3 separate regions of the Homo sapiens genome follow, and regions 1 and 2 are each linked to region 3. The links are chromatin contacts, found by Hi-C or POLR2A ChIA-PET in ENCODE. All regions are on one chromosome and are shown on one strand. Each heading gives the region's core, a stretch centred on a gene start or an enhancer-like site at or near the end of the contact. The rest is flanking DNA. Distances are from core to core; before and after follow the strand shown. Region 1 overlaps PARP9 (poly(ADP-ribose) polymerase family member 9). Region 2 holds the start of NDUFB4 (NADH:ubiquinone oxidoreductase subunit B4). Region 3 holds the start of POLQ (DNA polymerase theta).

What was found. Hi-C counts contacts between places; a loop is a spot of excess contacts on that map. ChIA-PET counts read pairs that join two places held with the same protein, here RNA polymerase II (POLR2A). Pooled maps may share reads with other maps.
Region 1: a map of GM12878 shows a loop between it and region 3 (2.5-fold over the local background). The contact joins the enhancer-like site here to the promoter of POLQ in region 3. A Hi-C loop is called at or near these places in 1 of 168 maps with a recorded cell type or tissue (GM12878), 4 of 37 single-sample maps with no recorded cell type and 9 of 50 pooled maps. POLR2A ChIA-PET finds 5 or more read pairs at or near these places in 2 of 52 experiments (GM12878 and activated CD4-positive, alpha-beta T cell).
Region 2: a loop to region 3 is called in a map of B cell, with 6 times the contacts of the local background. The contact joins the promoter of NDUFB4 here to the promoter of POLQ in region 3. A Hi-C loop is called at or near these places in 3 of 168 maps with a recorded cell type or tissue (B cell, CD4-positive, alpha-beta T cell and CD8-positive, alpha-beta T cell) and 8 of 50 pooled maps. POLR2A ChIA-PET finds 5 or more read pairs at or near these places in 1 of 52 experiments (MCF 10A).

Annotation. Positions count from the first base shown.
Region 1 is chr3:122,532,786-122,535,485 of GRCh38, reverse strand. All of the region lies in intron 10 of PARP9 (poly(ADP-ribose) polymerase family member 9), which reads left to right. All of the region lies in intron 4 of LOC105374071 (a long non-coding RNA gene), which reads right to left. Among named protein-coding and RNA genes, the nearest start is that of KPNA1, 19 kb to the right of the region's middle. RefSeq lists a silencer at 1,310-1,604. Within about 2 kb of position 1,450, at least 2 of the 41 ENCODE cell types and tissues checked have a DNase peak (open chromatin) inside an H3K27ac peak, as active enhancers do.
Region 2 is chr3:120,594,903-120,597,691 of GRCh38, reverse strand. NDUFB4 (NADH:ubiquinone oxidoreductase subunit B4) reads right to left here and starts at 1,356. Exons shown (of 3, transcript NM_004547.6): 1 at 1,153-1,356. The coding sequence starts at 1,332. RefSeq lists an enhancer at 946-1,285.
Region 3 is chr3:121,544,599-121,547,298 of GRCh38, reverse strand. POLQ (DNA polymerase theta) reads left to right here and starts at 1,311. Exons shown (of 30, transcript NM_199420.4): 1 at 1,311-1,584; 2 at 2,393-2,572. The coding sequence starts at 1,422. RefSeq lists enhancers at 1,163-1,457, 1,349-1,578.

The DNA of each region.
Region 1 (2,700 bases), core at 201-2,700, 990 kb before region 3:
ACTTAGCGGGGTGGCTTGATTTTGCTTGGTCTATTAAATATGTGGCTCTTGATCTTTATCTTTCAACATATGTAGCATGATCCTTGCTGAGGAGTCAATTCCAATAGACTTGGTTTCTAGGATGCAAAGGCTCTAGAAATCATCTTTTCTTTGTTCTGGAGAGAACATAGGCAAAACTTGGGGTAAATGTTGAACATAGACAATTACTGGGGATAAAAATAGAGAAATGAATCCCTACCAAGAAGCCTTTTGGGGCAATCAGGAAAGTGATGATCAGTATAGTCCCTTCATTAGCAAAGTCTTAAAAAATCTATAATTTCCATTTGCTCCTAAAGCTGGCTTCTCTGCAATCCCCACCCACTACTTCTACTTAAATTACTTTCATTAAGATCATCGCTGTGCTCTTACTTTCCAAATCTAGTGAGTATTCTCTTTTCAGTCCTGTGACAGACTCTGCTACTTGCCTACCCAACATCTATACACATCTTTCTTACTAAAACATCTAAGACACCCACTATCCTCCCAAGGAATATGGTCCCAAGGTCTTAGCCAGACTCATCATCAGCTCAAGTTCAGGCAGTTCTCTCTTTATTTATTTATTTATTTTTCTGAGACGGAGTCTTGCTCTGTCACTCAGGCTGGAGTGCAGTGGCACCATCTTGGCTCACTGCAACCTCCGCCTCCGAGATTCAAACAGTTCTCCTGCCTCAGCCTCCCAGGTAGCTGGGATTACAGGCATGTGCCACCACGTGCAGTTAATTTTTGTATTTTTTTTAGTAGAGACGAGGTTTCATCATGTTGGCCAGGCTGATCTCCAGCTACTCGTGATCCGTCCACCTCAGCCTCCCAAAGTGTTGGGCTTACAGGTATGAGCCACCATGCCCAGCAGGCAGTTCTCTCTTAAAGCTTAAAGGCAAGATACTGCCCCCAACATACTCATTATATAGTGATATAAAAAGGAGCGGGAAAACTGCAATGAAAACTCTCATGTTGAAAGGGGAGAAGCAAAACACACAACAGCCACTGGCTCACACCACTTATCTACATGCTGCCGAACAGGTATAGAGAGGACTCCCTATTCCATGTTGTAAAACCTTTATTTTGCACTCTGGGAAAATCTTCCTTATATATTGTGGCCCTTGGCTATTTCCAGGTTCATTGCCTATCAGGGAGCCATGGATTTTCTCACAGGCTAGAATGTGCTCAGGCTGTTGCAACCAGGCTTGTGGTTTCTTCAGCAATACAGTTCCTTTAAAAATTCAGTGGGCACGAGGCCTAATTTCTTCTGGTTAAGTTTATGTCTTTATAACCTAACCACAGATCTTGTCTCCATATAGTCTTTCAACTCAAGATTTTGGTCTCTTACCTGCTGTCTGTGTGCTCTGCCCTTCTCCCTATCCCTTAGCTTAACAGCCACTGCCTTGAGGCAATTCAGACATGACTCATAATGTGACCTGCACCAATTGACTCATCTCTGTAGGCTAGAGAGAACTCTTAACAGAAGGTGCCAGACAAGCCCAGGAGACACCAATCTTGCTACCACTGAAGCTGTTGTTATTTGGAGTACAAAAGCTCTTAGCTTTTTCAGCCGTGCAATATTCCAAATTATAGGACTCTCAGTCAATTTAGATGGCCACCCACAGGCAAAGGAGACAGAACTTCTGTTAACAAACCTTTATTTTCTTTTTTCTATTTATGTTTGCATTCCAACCAGTTCTGAATAAATCTCTTGCTTGTAGGACTTGGTTGAGTGCAGCAAGAAGGCATCTACACATGCAGTTTCTTACTGGGTTGATTCATTTGTTCCACAGGTATTTATTAAGCACATTCTATGAATCAGGCCCTGTGCTAGGGGTACTAGAAATAGAGTGTAAATAAAAAACCATAGAGTTCTTGCCCTTACAATTTATAATCTCACGAGTTCACCTGTTGCCCATTCTTTATCTTCTCTCTTTTTTCCTCTACGATGTCCCCCTTGGTGATGGCACCTGTTCCCATGGCCTCAACTCCTACCTCAATGATGACGACTTAGGAATTTCTAACTCTTAACTCCCTACCTCTCTCCTGACCTGCAGGTTCATATGTCTCACTCTCTTTTTGACATCTTTACCCAGATGTCCCATAGGTAACTCAAATTGATCCCTTTTCTTGGTCATGATTTTCCCTAAGAAATATGCCCTTTGTTTGCTGATTCTCCCTAACCTGGTTAGTATCATCACCATCTACCTACCAGGTTTCCTAAGGCTGAAACATTATCATCCTCCATTCCTCCTTTTCCCTCACCCTTATACCCAGGCATTCACCCAGTCCTAGTGATTCACTCTCATGAAGATCTCAGCCCAGTTTCACCTCTCTATTCCTACTGCCTTAGTTAATCTTCCTTCAGACCTAGACTATTACTAGGTCCTCTCCTTGCCACAAAACACACCCCTACCTAATCTATCCTTTACCACCAGAATTATCACGCTAAAAATTACATTCTTGCTTAATATCTGTATTCCCAGTTGCCTACGGGATAAAAGCCCAAACTCCTTAGCAGAGAATATAAGGCCCTAGCTCCCACATTATTTCAGCAGTCATCACCCACTATGTTCCTCAAGACTGCAGCCATTAACTTTTTAGAGTTCCCTAAACATGCTGTTTACTTTCATGCCTCTATCCCGTTGTCTGTGGAATGACTTCCCTCCTTGCCCTTTTCAG
Region 2 (2,789 bases), core at 107-2,606, 950 kb after region 3:
TCACCTACTAAAGAGGTATCTCTGTATGACCTACTTGTCCTTCCCATGTTGTCTTCTCATCTGTAAAATGGGGACAGTAGTAGAGCTTAATCATCCAAATAGTTGTGATATGTAAATAGTACTCAAAAAGAGTTTTAGCACAGTGCCTGGCACATTGTAACTTTCATTCAATCCTCATAACTTCCAAAAATTCCAAAACACCAATGCAACGTGTGGGAAAAGTCCAGTCCTGTTCTGTTAACATCATATTTAACCTACTTAGTTCCTGTATAGAAAACTACCTAATGAAAGCACACCTGTTAATTACCAGTTTACTGGGCATATATTATGTGCTGCGAATGTTACACAGACTGTCTTATTTAACCTCATAATGCACATCATTTATATACGAAACCAGGAAACTATAATTCAGAGGAGTTGAAGTTGCCCAAGGTAACAGAGTTAGCCAATGAGTAGTGCTTTGGGTTCTGACTCCAAAGCCTAGAACTTCAGCAAGCTTCAGGGTCTTTAAAAGATGCAGGTTGAAGGAATCACTGTATTCCCATCAGGAGAGAGCAGTATCCCTATGAGCTGTGAACTGAAAGGTAAACACCAGCTCTTTAAAATTATATATATATATAAAATATATATGCATATATATAGAATATAATATATATGCATATATATAAAATATATATGCATATATATAGAATATAATATATATGCATATATATAGAATATATATATAATATAATATATATATGCATATATATAGAAACATTTTCTGAACACGCCTTACGAACGAGGCACTGTGCTAGGACAGTCACATACTCTATCTCATTTAATCCTAACAGCCTGATAAAAGAGTAAGCACTATATTACGCCCATTTTGCAGACAGAAAATCGAGGATAAGCAGAGTGAATAACGTTCTTAAGGTCACGCAGGCAGGAAGTGATCAAGCCAGGATTCAAACCCAGCCAGGTCTGAGTCCAGAGCCGGTCCTCTCGAGGGCCAAGCTCTGGCAAAGGTAAAAGGGTAGTGAGTTGGCTAGGCCTGGAAGAGGACCTGCGTCTGAGATACTGATCGGGAGCGGTGGCCGACCCTTTGCGTGGTCTCTCTCGGTCTCTCCCAGGACTCGGGCCCTATTCCCGCCTGGGAGGCCCCACACTCACGATGAGCCCTCGGCGGTTGGGATCGTTGTACTGAAGCAGGTACTCTCGTTTCAGCTGGGCTCTTATGGCCAACCGCTCGGCTTGCGCCCGCCGGGTTTCCGGAGATATGTTGTATTCGGCTGGGTCGAGGGTCTCAGGCAGAGTGCGCAGGCTCGACGGCTTATACTTTGGGAACGACATCTTGGCGAACCAGGGCACAATTGCGCCTGCGCGATTCTGAGGCCCTTTGTCTATGCTGACCTTCAGCTTCAGGAAGTGCGCCTGCGCGTTAGCAGAGGTTGGGGATGTCGTTAACAAGGAGCTCCGCCTCTTTCTCCTACCTTCCCGAACACGGCGCGTTCGCTCGGTGATATGCGCATGCGCGAAGTGCTCTTCTCGCAGTGCGCCCTGCCCCACCGCCGCTCCCCACCTACTCATCTGTCACCGCGCTGCTTCTTCCTAGCAGCCTTGTCTCTACTGACATAACCAGGGCTTATTATGTAAAGTTGAGCTGTGTGGGACTGGCTGTGGAGTCAGAAGTCCGGGTTTTCATTGTGGGTCTAACCGTGCTGTGTCACCTTGGATAAGTCACTTAAAGTCTCTGAGTTTCCTTTTCCTTATCCTGGAGATAATGACTCCTGTCCACCTAGCAAAGTTGTTGTGAGGATTAAATAAGCTAACAAATAGATCACAAAGTGCTTTGCAAAACAGAATTCCCTACCCAAGAAGAAGAGAATAAGCTTTTCTGTACTTTACCATGCTAGATTCATACAACATTAAGTGTAAGCTTATTTTTCACAGGTACGAAATAATGATTAATAGGAAAAATGATGTTATAAGAGAAATGTTGCCTGACTGACTATAGAAGGTCAGGAAGAAAATGAGATACTGAATAAAGCTCATGAGAAAACATCTTAGTTAAAATACTAAAACCTCTTGCCTAAAATCCTTAGCACTCTTCAGATGCAAAGAATTAAAAACATCCTTACAGGTATGAAAATACTCATAGGGGCATGTATCTTATTGTAAAAGACGATCTGGGGCGAAAACTGAAGTAATCAGAAACAAAACCTTCTCTGTCCCTACTGTCCTTCCTTCTCCCCAGTTACCAAGGAGAAAAACAACTTCAAGTTTCACAGCAGGGTCTTTGGGTTCCCCTTCTCCTCAGGGGAAAAAATGTAAACAATATTTCCATAACTCGGGCAAAGAAGGATGGATCAAAAGAGAGCCCCAGCTTGGCTGAAACGTCTGGGGGCGCGTAGGTATGTTGGGAAATGGTTGCTAGAAAAGGGACCTAGAAAGTGTTGGCATTTGAAATGATGAGAAGCAGCACTGCTGTCAAATTTATTCAACATTTTAATACTGTTTTAAAATATTTATTAAGCACCCACCGCGTGAAGCACACAGCACACTAGTCAGTGTTAAGTCAATCTTCTAGGCTCAGTGGGGGAAATCCAGACAAAATGGAAGATGGGGTGTTTGCCTTTCGGGAGCTGACAATCAGGCAGTACAGAAAGAATAGGCAGAAATGGTAATATTTCAAAGTAGTCTAATGTCCAGATGAATATAGAGCAAAATGGACTCATGAGGATTCAGGCTGAGAGAATGTAGAAAAAATGAACACAAGACGAGTTACTCAGACTCGATTTTAAAGGAGA
Region 3 (2,700 bases), core at 62-2,561:
CCGCCTCAGCCTCCAGAGTAGCTGGGATTACAGGCACCCGCCATCATACCCGGCTAATTTTTTGTATTTTTGTAGAGACGGGGTTTCACCATGTTGGCCAGGCTGGTCTAGAGCTCCTGACCTCAGGTGATGCACTCATCTCGGCCTCCCAAAGTGCTGGGATTACAGGCGTGAGCCACCACGGCCGGCGAGATCTCTTTTATTTCTTTAATAGTACTCTTCATTTCTGCCCAAGCATATGGCACACTTCATTAACTGACTTGTTTAATGTCTGCCTTATTCTCTAGACTCTTTCTCTTTGAGAGCAGGAACCATTTTATGCCATTTCACTGCCATTTACCCAGTGGCTAGCTTACAGTAGATACTCAGTAAATAGTTGTTGATTGCGTAAAAGGCCAAGAGAAAAATGTTTCATTCACGGAGTAATGTCGCCATCTCGTGGAACTTTAGAATATTGTCATTTAAATCAAAAAAATGTTTTCACGGAAGGAATTGATGGTTCGAATGCTATTTTCCAGATTGTATTCGAGTGTTTTTTTTTTTTTTAATTGGACTGGACCTTTTGAGATTTTTAGTGCTCTAGAACTGCACAGCCTCTTCAGGTCAGGCTTAGGGCCTACTAGTTTTGCTTGGTGAAATGAATTATGCAACTAGGTAATGAATGGTCACCGTTTTACGTTCAGAACTCGTTCGCTTCTACCTTTACAAAAGGGACAACACAGATGCATTACTAAGCTCTTGGCTCATAACGATCCCTGGGGTATATTCAGAGCCCCTTCCTCGCGGCGTTCATATAGTGTCTCAGGGGTCTGTCAGCCAGCAATCCCCAATTCCTCATTACATATTCCTCACAATGCATGCTGGCTAAAATGGAAATTGTGTTCAGAAATAGCCCTGCCCTACCATCATATACTAGGAGAAAGGAGGAAATTATGCTCTATTAGAAACCCTAGGCTATCTTGCATAATGCTTCTCAATCTGAAATAATTTTTTACAGAATACCAATACGTTAAGAAGAGCTACTTCCCTGATCTACCTATTATGGGCAGCCCATTTTATGAAGTTAGCATGGCCTTCCTATTCAAACCAGAAATGGACAAAAGGAGAAGGAAGGCTTTTAGGTCAGTATGGTTATAACTGTAGATTCTGTATTCTTCCTCTTTAATCTATCTCTCATATTAACCAACCAGGAGGTTGGAGGCCGGAAGTCTTAGACGCCAGCGAGAGCCGCTCCTTCCCCACGAGTCTATGGCTTTCGGGTTACTTAAGCCACGGAGAACTCTATGGTTCCGGGGCGGGCCGGGAGGTTTGAGTTTGAAGACTGGCGGGAAGATGTCCGCAGCTGTTGCCAGGCCAGGGTTCTCCCGAGAGGGAGGACGCTGGGACTGTGGCTTGCCCTGATCGGCCGAGAAGAGTTTGCCATGAATCTTCTGCGTCGGAGTGGGAAACGGCGGCGTTCAGAATCAGGCTCAGATTCGTTCTCGGGAAGCGGCGGTGACAGCAGTGCCAGCCCCCAGTTCCTCTCCGGGTCCGTGCTGAGCCCGCCGCCCGGCCTTGGTCGCTGCCTGAAGGCCGCAGCTGCAGGTGCTCCAGGAACCCGGGAGGCCGCGGGCAACGGGGGCAGCTCCGCCGGGCCATGGGTCGGGAGGTGTCCTCACCCCACGGGACTTGCTTCGTTGCATACCCCATTGGGCTTCTACTCCCCTTCTCTGTGACTGGGGCCTGGTGTGGCAGGTCACTTTCTGTTCAGACATACGCGTGTTTTCAGTGATCGCCTGGTATTAATGTTCACGTGGCTTCTGGATCTTTCGACCTTTAGAGAAACAACTTCCTAGTTAGCTTCATCCCATCATCTGTTGGGCGGCTCGTTCCTGGTAGTACCCAGTACTCCTTACAGACCCTTAAGACAGGATTGTTGGGCCTGGAGTACGGCACAGGCTGTTCGGCGTCCAGGGGAAGGCTGGAAGGGATTCGTAATGAGATTGGTTGGGTGTCCCGTGGATGTCGACCCAGTTTTTTAAAATCGTTAGTTGTGCAGTCGTCATGGAACTAAAACTTACTATAAATAGAAACTCACCTAACTTAGCTTTGTAATGCTTGCATATTGCCCTCCTCCCCCAACTACACCCGTAATTCCAACACTCTTTATCTACTGTGTATTGCACGCTTTTTTGTTCGTTTGAGGCTTTTAAGGAATTTTTATTATATGCAGTAAATAACAATTTATTACTTTTCTATACATGGTCAATTTCTCATAAGATTCTTGAAGTCAGGATGTGCTTTAAAGAGCTTCATTTCAACACATAGGAATTCCAACACACGGTGAAGGGCTAACTGTAAAACTCATATATTAGAAGTAAATTAAATTTTAATTTTTTCTTTTTCCTAAAAGGAGAATGCAAGCCTACAGTTCCTGACTACGAAAGAGACAAGCTACTATTGGCAAACTGGGGACTTCCTAAAGCAGTTCTGGAAAAATACCACAGTTTTGGTGTAAAAAAGATGTTTGAATGGCAGGCAGAGTGCCTTTTGCTTGGACAAGTCCTGGAAGGAAAGAATTTAGTTTATTCAGGTATCCAAATTTATGTAAACTAATTACTATTTTTAAGATATGAATGTAAAGAATACTCTATTGAGGTAGTTGTGGTTCGTTTAAAAGGTGAATGAGGCAGTGCTTTATAACTAGAGAAAATCGTACAA